Regions from separate parts of the Homo sapiens genome. Here region 1 is linked to region 2. The links are chromatin contacts, found by Hi-C or POLR2A ChIA-PET in ENCODE. All regions are on one chromosome and are shown on one strand. Each heading gives the region's core, a stretch centred on a gene start or an enhancer-like site at or near the end of the contact. The rest is flanking DNA. Distances are from core to core; before and after follow the strand shown. Region 1 holds the start of LINC01444 (long intergenic non-protein coding RNA 1444). Region 2 has its middle 23 kb from the start of LINC01443.

Region 1 (4,519 bases), core at 1,887-4,386, 49 kb before region 2:
GGGCTCAGAGAGCTGACCTGGCTGCCCCAGGACACGGAGCAGTAAGAAATAGAATCACAATTCAAACCTGGATTTTGTCTCCAAATCCAGCAATTCTGAACTATGGCGCTATAAAGTCTAGTGCAATCCCTGCTAGTTCCTGGCAGCTGCCCACTAATGCCGTCTCTGTCAGGCTGGTGGCCTGTCTGTCCCTGCAGAGGAGAGAACAGGACCTTGCACTGCTGTGACCACCAGTTCCCAGGTCCTGTGGGACGAGCCATGTCCTCACGGCAACCCTGCCCTGCCTGACCTCTGGGTCTGTCTCGTGGCTATTGTCTCTTTATTTTTCAGCTACCTCTTGTCTTCATAACATTAGTGTCCTTGCCAGCATTGGGCACAGTTTGATTAGGGGAGAATTATCACCATTTTAATGCAATATACAACCAGTGTGAGATGCAGAGACACTGAGTCTTGTTTAAATTATCTTACAAATCTGAGGCCAGGCACAGTGGTTCATGCCTGTAATCCCAGCAATTTGGGAGGCTGAGGCAGGTGGATCACCTGAGGTCAGGAGTTGGAGACCAGTGCAGCCAATATGGTGAAACCCTGTCTATACTAAAAATACAAAGATTAGCTGGGCATGGTGGCAGGTGCCTGTAATCCCGGCTACTCAGGAGGCTGAGGCAGGAGAATCATTTGAACCTGGGAGGTGGAGGTTGCAGTGAGCCGAGATTGTGCCACTGCACTCCAGCCTGGGTGACAGAGTGAGTCTCCATCTCAAAAAAAAAAATGAATTAAATAAATAAATAATAATTTTACAAATCTGAGATATGTGCCTGAAAGACACATCTTAGAACTCTCGCCAACTCATTGATCAAGTCACCTATCCACAGAATAACTGAGTCAGTCTGCTGTCTTCACCCAGGAAAGTGATCAGGTCTTTATAGCTCAAGGCTGGGTTGCTTGTAGGAAATCCCTGTGTGGGCTGCAAGATTCAAGAAGCATTGGGGATTTCTCCCTCAAAAATATCTTCTCCATGGATGCCCCAGGGAGAGCTCATGGAAGCTATCAGAGTGGTCTTTTGGCCAGGAGATGCAGTCATCCTCATGGAAGCTATCAGAGTGGCCTTTTGGCTGGGAGACGCAGTCATCCTCATGAAAGCTATCAGAGTGGTCTTCTGGCCGGCAGATGTAGTCATCCACCGATCTCTTCTTGTTTTAGCCATCTCTCTCTCCTCCGTGGGCTCTCTGAGGAAAATACATGCATAGGCTAAACTGGCAAAGGAAAGCAAAGCAACATTTTATTATTAATTGGGGCTTTGGTTCCAAGTCTCCAAACAGAATTCCATTAAACTAGGTTGGACTCAATGGGAAATTCTTCATGAGAATTTATGAGAATATGCATAAGGCAGCTCAGAGCTTAGAACCAAGTGCTGGGCAGTATATTCCTTTTTATGCACTCACAATCAGACCTTAAGCTTAACTCCATCAACCAGACCAGAGAATTCCTACAATAGCAGGAGGAAATGGAGTCACAGCACAAGGGACCCTGCTTGTCTGAAGTGCTCAGTGCAGAACCAGCCAAGCCTGGTTGCTGTATTAGGAAAAGAGAACTTTCAGAGAGAAAGCCTGTCTGGCCCTTGGCACTTCTCGTTGCAGTCACTGGAGAGGTAAGAGAGAAAAGGGGCCACTCTGTCATGTGCTTTCTCTGAAAACAAACCCAGGACAATATGACTAACCATTGACCGAGAGCTTGGAATTTCCTGTCCTTGATGCCACAAGCAATGCCAAACTTGGCAATGTAAAATAGCAACTGTTTTATAGTGCTCTTGAGTTCTGCGAGCCAGGGATCTGAGAACAGCACTGTAGGGTGGCTTATCTCTGCTCCACACTGTCTGCATCCTCAGCTTGGAAGACCGGGAGGCTGGAAGCAGCTTGGCAGCTGGGGTCTGAAACCCCCTGCAGGCACACTTCTTCACATGGCAGTTGATGCTGGCTGCTGGCTGGGACCTCTGCTGGGCTGCCAGCCAGAATATCTGTTTGTGGCTTCTCCATGTGGCTATTTGGGCTTCTTCAAATTTCTTCTAAGAGTGATCATCCCAAGAGAACCAGGCTGAAGCCATATCACCTTTCGCATGCTAGCCTTGGAAGTAAAATCATGTCCTTCTCATTGTACTCCGTTAATCAGGGCAGTCGCAAAGATCCAGCCAGACTGAATGAGAGGGGACAGACACCATCATTCCATGGCTGGTGAGTTAAGCTTACATTGTAAGAAAAGCATGTGGGATGGGCAGTGTTATTACTTGCCACCCAACTCACCCTTGATTAGTAATAAAGTGTCTATATGGGCCACGTGGAAGCAAGGGGGAGAGAAATAAGAATCCTAAGTTTCTCCCAGGTACTGACTGATACTGAGAAACGTACCTAAAACCCACTGCTAGAATCTGTCTCTGGATCAGAGCACGCAGCCTCAGGACAGTGAGTAATTAAGCTGTTATTGGCCGTTGGTGTCAATAGCCAATACTGACTACACACTTGGATTGTCTATTGGTCATATTAGAAAGCAGACAGGACTGAAGATCTAGACGGATAAATAGTTCTTTGGTGAAGGGTTTTGGGACATATTTCATCAATAGGTTCCTATCAGGCAAATGCTGAGGAGGCTGGAGATGAAAACTGAACAAATAACTGGAAGAAAAGAATGAAGAAAGGCCTTCTTTAAGCCTTGGCTCCTTCATGATTTGGCCAGGACCAGTCCTTCCCAGAAGTGAGAGTCAGCTGGGCAGGAGTTTTCCTCCATCAGTGGAGTCATTTTATCAAAACCCAGCCTTAGAGCGCTTCTTTACGGAGGGAGAAACTCAAACACAAGGCAGGGGAGGTGACAAGTGTGTTCTCCATGCCTGGGGTTTCAGGTGAGGGTGGAGGTGTGGGGCCAGGCAGGTGGTTGCTATCACCTCTTCCCCATAAGGAAGATAACACTAACATGCAGGTTGATACAGGGAGAGCAGAATTATGGGATGTTACATCTTACAGAAATATCAGTTATATTTCTTTAATTGTCAGTGACAAAAAGATATTTTTTCTACAAATAAAAAAGGCCATATTTGGAATAATATGGAGCATCTTACAAAAGGAAAATTGCACCTGTACCTAATAAGCCATAGTAGCTCTGGGAACTGAATCTCGGGGACCAGGAACAGTCTCGCATGTCATTGTAATCTGGATTCATGAACTCTGACTTTCCACAGTCTTTGAGTCACTGAGCACCAGGATCAACTTTCACAGAGGATCCAGATAATCAGCCAGCTTGAGTCACACTCCTGCAGCTTGGCTAGGGTAGGGATTCCTGACCAACAGTCCCATAAGATCTTATCCAGTCAGGAGGTACTGGACCAATCTGAAGTGCAGCCAAGACCGGGAGCCACAGACCTGGAACCTGGGTACTCAAAGAGTTGTCCACGTGCCAGCAGCACTGGCCCCTCCAGGAGCTTGTTAGAAATGTAGAACCTCAGAGCCTACATTAAAGATATTGAATCGGAGTCTGCACGTCACATCTGAGAAGCCATGAGCTAAGCTGATGCCATTCAGCTGGGTAGCATCGCAGTCACTGTGCAACTTTTAAACCTACAGCTGCCCAGGCCCACTGCAGACCTGCTAAATTCGAGCTCCTTGTAGTGGGGCCAGGGCCCTGGGACTTCACACAAAACTCTGCAAGTCATCACTGATGAGAAAACCAAGACTCGATGAGGTAAAGCAACTTCCCCCACCACGAAACCTAGTCCTGTGTGAGGGAGCCAGGGGTATTTACATTTTCCTAATTTACATCCTTTTAAACTGCATTTTTCAGAGTCTCCTGAGCTCGGGGGAAGAAGCTGCATAACCGGCACACTTCCAGAAAGGACCGAGGAAGAGAGCGTCGCTTCAGCTAGGGATCTGATTAGTCATGCCTGGTAGGCTCTGCTGAGCTGGGGGCTCTTGGGTTTTGCTTGTTGAGCTGAATTAATATATTAATGGATTTCATGTTTGACTCGCTCTTTCTTTCTCACTGTGCAGGAGCTAAAGGAGTGGAGCTGGGGATGCAAATGTTTCTGTTTAGACAGCTGAAGTGGCCATGCGAGCCCACAGCGAGAGCTGCAGGAGCAGCTACTACAGGGAGTGGGCAGATTTTAGGATGTGCAGCTTTGTACTTGGTGTGGCTCGGTTGTACATTCAGGAATCTCTTTCCTTGTGATACATGGAGCTGCACGTGGAAGATGTTAGGAAAACAGCTGGGTGCAGTTTTGCTGGTTAGTTCTGAACAAACCTAAAGATGTGAGATTTGAACTCTATAAGGGAAGAAAGTGAGGAGGAAGAAGGCACTGAGGCTGCCTGTCACCAGGAGGGTTCTGGGCAAAACAGGGTAGAGTGACTTGGGACAGTTCCTCTTAACGATAGCACAGGCAGTAGGGGTTGAGACACAGTGGGGTTGAGACTTGCTTAAATGTACAGTTATTCAGTCAACCATTTTCATAGAATAATTGTGGGTTGTGTGGGTTGTCTTG
Region 2 (4,699 bases), core at 2,119-4,618:
TGGCATGAAACAGCCACTCCTGTCCCACTGATGGGGGAACAAGGGCTCATTATCCAGTACTCTCACTGCATGGGCTACATACCAGGCCATGGTCTAAGCCTTTGGAAATTCTGCCCCATTCAGTGCTCATAACTGCCCTGTTCTACCCATTTGCAGATGAGAAAGCAAGGCACAGCAAGGTTGTTGCAATTGTCTATGTCACACAGCTGGAAAGTGGTTAGCCAGGACATGGGCCTGAGCAGTCCAGCCCCATCTGTGTCCTAACCACTGCACTGAGCTACCTCCCTTCCCAGAGTCATTTCAAGGTCTGAGCCCTCTCAGCCTGGGGAACACCAGGAATCTTCCCCCGATCCCTCTGTGTTTAGTTTGCATGACACTGATGCAGAGACAGCCCCGACACTGGGGTTGAAAACCAAAGTTACATTTCAGTTTGGTTGTGATCTCACCTAAAAGTCTCCTGTCTGTAGCCCAGGGCCCTCATGGACCTCGTCTGTCTGAGGCTTCCCTGGCCCCAGCCCCTGCTGTGTGCTCCCCGGCTCTGCTGTATCTCTCACTCTTGTATTAGGGCCTCATGCCAGTTCCTCATGACAGTCCCCCTTGAGATGCCACAACTCTGAGAGGATGGAGCTTGGTGTGGATCTTCTTTACCCCTCTGCCTAGCACAGGCCGGGCATGGAGCACGTGCTTATTTGTAAATGAACAATGATTCAATTAGTTGGTTATGTAAAAATGCCCCATAAGTGAATCACCATCTACATATAGCTACAGTAAGTTTAAGATAGTATTAGTTATCATTGCTAGCTCCGTAGCCAGGGAAAGGAACTCTGTGAACTTCCCAGAATCCTGTTTCACCACTTGGAAATTGAGTGATTGGATATTATTGAGTTTTCTTTCAATGCTAAAATACCACAGTTCTACTGTTCATTTTATTTCTAACAACAGTTTGGTAAGGTGAGAAGGATGGTTTCTTTTCTCTTTATTTCAAGGAAAGAGAGATTCAGAGTAATTAAGCAAGTGTCAGAGGTGACATGACCAGTGTATGGGACACTTGGTGATGGATCATGCACTACGTTGTGATGCTGGGACAATCTAGGTGAGAAGATGAGACATATAAGCACAGAGTACATGGAGAGTTTGGAAACTAAGAACAAGCCATGAGATCTAAGCTGTATGGGAAGGGGTATCCCAGCACCACAGGTGATATAGTGTCTTCAGATGTGACTCAGTACAGTCCCAGTACTGGTGTCCAGAAGGATACTACTGGTGTCACCCCTCTCCCAGCTTTAGACAGCTCAACACACAGAGAGAGACTGTTTGGAAGAAAGTAAGGAAAGAGAACAAGATTCTCTGCCTGTTAATCCAGATACTTCTTGCAGATCTTATCCAAGACCACCAATGTTGATCTGAAGCCAGCACATCACTGGGTCTTACCCACAGCCCATTTTAACCCTACTTGGGTACCTTGTTGCTATTTTCACTCAAGGCCCTAGGAATTAGCAGGTTGCAAAGCCAGCCAGGCTTCTGTCCTTCCCTTCAGGGTGGTGAGTTCTTCCAGGACCCAGGAAGGTCCAGAGATGCCATCCAGGAGACAGGGCCTGGAGTCGGAAACCTTACAAATGTTCTTGGTGGTCCATTCTACTGCAGCTGAGCTGGCACCCAAACCACAAAAAAAGGTCCTTCTCACTCTTCTCTCCTCTTTCCACAGGCAGTGAAGCCTCTCCTCATGGTCACCACCACAGGCACACAGGGAGTACTGCCAGGCCACTGCCAATGTTCACTTAGAACCCAAGGGCCCTTCAGTCAGCTTGTATGAATGCTGCCAGGCCTAGGACTCACCCTTCAGGGCAGTGAGCTCCCTTTGACCCCGGGCAGGCCCACAAATGCCATCCAAGAGCCAAGGCCTGAAATCAGAGACCTGAAGAGCCCATTTGGTGGTCTACCCCAGTGTGGCTGAGCTGGTTACTGAAACCAGCACATTTCAGTCTCACCCAAGGCCCACAGTCTACTACCTGGGTATTGCTGCTGGTTCTTCAGGGCCTGTGGACTCTTTATTCGGCAGGTGATGAATCCTGCCAAGACTGAGCTCTTCCCTTCAAGGCAGCAGGTTTTTTCCTGGCCCAGGATGTGTCTAGATACGTATTCCAGGAAGTAGGGCCTGGTGACTCTGCCCAGTGTCCTATTCTACTGTGGCTGAGCTGGTTTCCAAGATGCAAAACCAAGTCTTCTTTCCTCTTTCCTCTACCCTTGTCAAGCGAAATGAAGGAGTCACTTTTGTTGCTGTGAGCTGATCTGCCTCGGCTTTTACAAGGAGTGGTGCAAGCACTCCCTTACCACCTGGGCTGGTGTCTTTCTATGTCCTGTGTCCCTCTTATCCACCAGTTCTGAGCACAGCGCAGCACTAAGACTTGCCTAGGAATTTCAGTCCTTGTGACCTAGACTTTCTTTTCTTTTCTTTTTTTTTTTTTTTTTGAGACGGAGTCTCACTCTGTCACCCAGGCTGGAGTGCGGTGGCGCGATCTTGGCTCACTGCAAGCTCTGCCTCCCAGGTTCACTCCATTCTCCTGCCTCAGCCTCCTGAGTAGCTGGGAGTACAGGCATCTGCCACCACGCCCGGCTAATTTTTTGTATTTTTAGTAGAGATGGGGTTTCACCGTGTTAGCCAGGATGATCTCAATCTCCTGACCTCTTGATCCACCTGCCTCGGCCTCCCAAAGTGCTAGGATTACAGGCATGAGCCACCACGCCCAGCCGTGACCTAGACTTTCAAGTTTATGTAGTGCCCCAGAGCACTTTAGCCCATGGTGTGAAGCTTGCAGAAACTCAACTTTTAACCACTGGGATGGGAGATACCCCTCTGGCTAGGGCTGGTGTAAATGCTCCCTCTGTGGGTGTTGGCTGAGTTCTGCCCAGTGTTGCTCTCCACTGTGACAGGGCAGCACTGAGTTCCAATGCAAAGTCCCCAATCTCCACTCTCTCTCTCCTCCAACAAACAAATTCTCCTCCTGCCAGAAGATGAGGAAGGGATGGTGTTGGCAATTTAAGACTGTCTTTCCTACCCTCTTCAATGCCTCTTTCAGTCATATGAAGTTAAAAGGATGTACTTTGATTGCTCACCTGATTCTTGGTTCTAATGAAGGATTTTTTTGTTTGTTTTTGTTTGTGTGTATAGATAGTTGTTAAATTTGGTGTCTGGCAGGGAGGACCATTGGTGGAGGCTTCTTTTTGACCCTCTTGCTCTGTCTCCCCTTTTTCCCTTATCCACAATTTATGCATCGGAAAACAATACTACTGAGAACCGCCAATTGCCTAAGGCCACGTGGTGAGAAATAGGCAGAGCCGGCAGCTCTGGTCACATTCTAGACACCCTGCCCATCTCTGAAATACTACCATGCCTCTGTTTGCATTATAAACAGCCTTACCTGCCAACTCTCTGTGTACTTGTCCACTTTCCCATTGGTTTTAGAACTTCCTTTACACAGGAGCTGTCTTGTTCATTTTTGCTTTGTCTAGTATTTTTTCATAGTGCTTGGTTTAGAAGGCTATTCTATGATTTTTTTTTCCCTTTTTACTACATAGATTCTACCCTCACTGAGGATCTCAGTGTATGTGTGAGGAAAACAGGGGCAGCAGACAGGGTGGGGCCTCGTGACACCTTGGGTTGTGTCTCCTGCTCACAGAAGCCTGGTTGCACCACAACAGGCAATTATATCTAAACACGCGCCTCATTTGTCTCCTGCCCTCTCCACCCACCACAACAGGCAATTATATCTAAACACGCACCTCATTTGTCTCCTGCCCTCTCCACCTCTGCTGGTTGCACCACAACAGGCAGTTGTATCTAAACATGCGCCTCATGTGTCTCCTGCCCTCTACACCCACCACAACAGGCAGTTGTATCTAAACACATGCCTCATGTGTCTCCTGCCCTCTCCACCCACCACAACAGGCAGTTGTATCTAAACACGTCCCTCATTTGCCTCCTGCCCTCTCCACCACTGCTGATTCCCTTTGACAATTACACCTGCCACCTGATCACTTCCTCATTACTGGGCTCCACCTTTCTTCCCCCTTATTATGCTCTTTCCAGACAAAGACCTTGATAAAAGTAAAAACATTTTCTTTGTCCACAGAGCCAAGAATGTCAAGTTTCCCTAATCAGCAATCACACAACATTGTAAAATGCTCTGAGACAGAGACATAAAAATAAGTGTATCTATATGTGTGACATGTAAATGCTCTCAGCCAATCTTACATGCACTTGCACTTGGTAACTTGTCAATTATTTCAAACATCAACACAAAATGTTTTCCACAAAAAGCACCCACAAGATAGGCCCCACTGACGAAGGAGTTCCCATGGTGGGGCAGGCTTGCAAAAACCACCTGAAGAGGACAAGTGGTGTGCATTGCAGGGGATCCCACCCTACTACACTTTCAGCCTGGAGAATGTCTTAGGATCAGGCAGGACCTTGGGAAGTCAAAACACTAATTTCAGATTGCTTCTTAAAATGGAGTCTGGGAAATCCAGGGACACCCAGACTTTGGCTGCTGTCACTCATTTTTTTCTTTTGTGCTATAGCCCCAGGAAGCTACAAGATCCCTAAGACTGGGGAATTCTGATAGTCTTTAACTTTTGTTTAGCCCTTTCTAGACACTATGGTGTGTCTTTCTAGACACTATAGTGACTCTATGGTGACACT

What was found. Hi-C counts contacts between places; a loop is a spot of excess contacts on that map. ChIA-PET counts read pairs that join two places held with the same protein, here RNA polymerase II (POLR2A). Pooled maps may share reads with other maps.
Region 1: a loop to region 2 is called in a map of mammary epithelial cell, with 9 times the contacts of the local background. The contact joins the promoter of LINC01444 here to the enhancer-like site in region 2. A Hi-C loop is called at or near these places in 7 of 168 maps with a recorded cell type or tissue (IMR-90, PC-3, PC-9 and 4 more), 3 of 37 single-sample maps with no recorded cell type and 2 of 50 pooled maps. POLR2A ChIA-PET finds 5 or more read pairs at or near these places in 2 of 52 experiments (OCI-LY7 and WTC11).

The regions. Positions count from the first base shown.
Region 1 is chr18:14,969,085-14,973,603 of GRCh38, reverse strand. It overlaps LINC01444 (long intergenic non-protein coding RNA 1444), which reads left to right and starts at 3,136. Exons shown (of 2, transcript NR_110783.1): 1 at 3,136-3,726; 2 at 3,826-3,997. It overlaps LINC01443 (long intergenic non-protein coding RNA 1443), which reads right to left. Exons shown (of 4, transcript NR_104164.1): 4 at 1-1,248.
Region 2 is chr18:14,920,425-14,925,123 of GRCh38, reverse strand. It overlaps a transcript of ANKRD30B not described here. Among named protein-coding and RNA genes, the nearest start is that of LINC01443, 23 kb to the left of the region's middle. Within about 2 kb of position 3,368, at least 2 of the 41 ENCODE cell types and tissues checked have a DNase peak (open chromatin) inside an H3K27ac peak, as active enhancers do.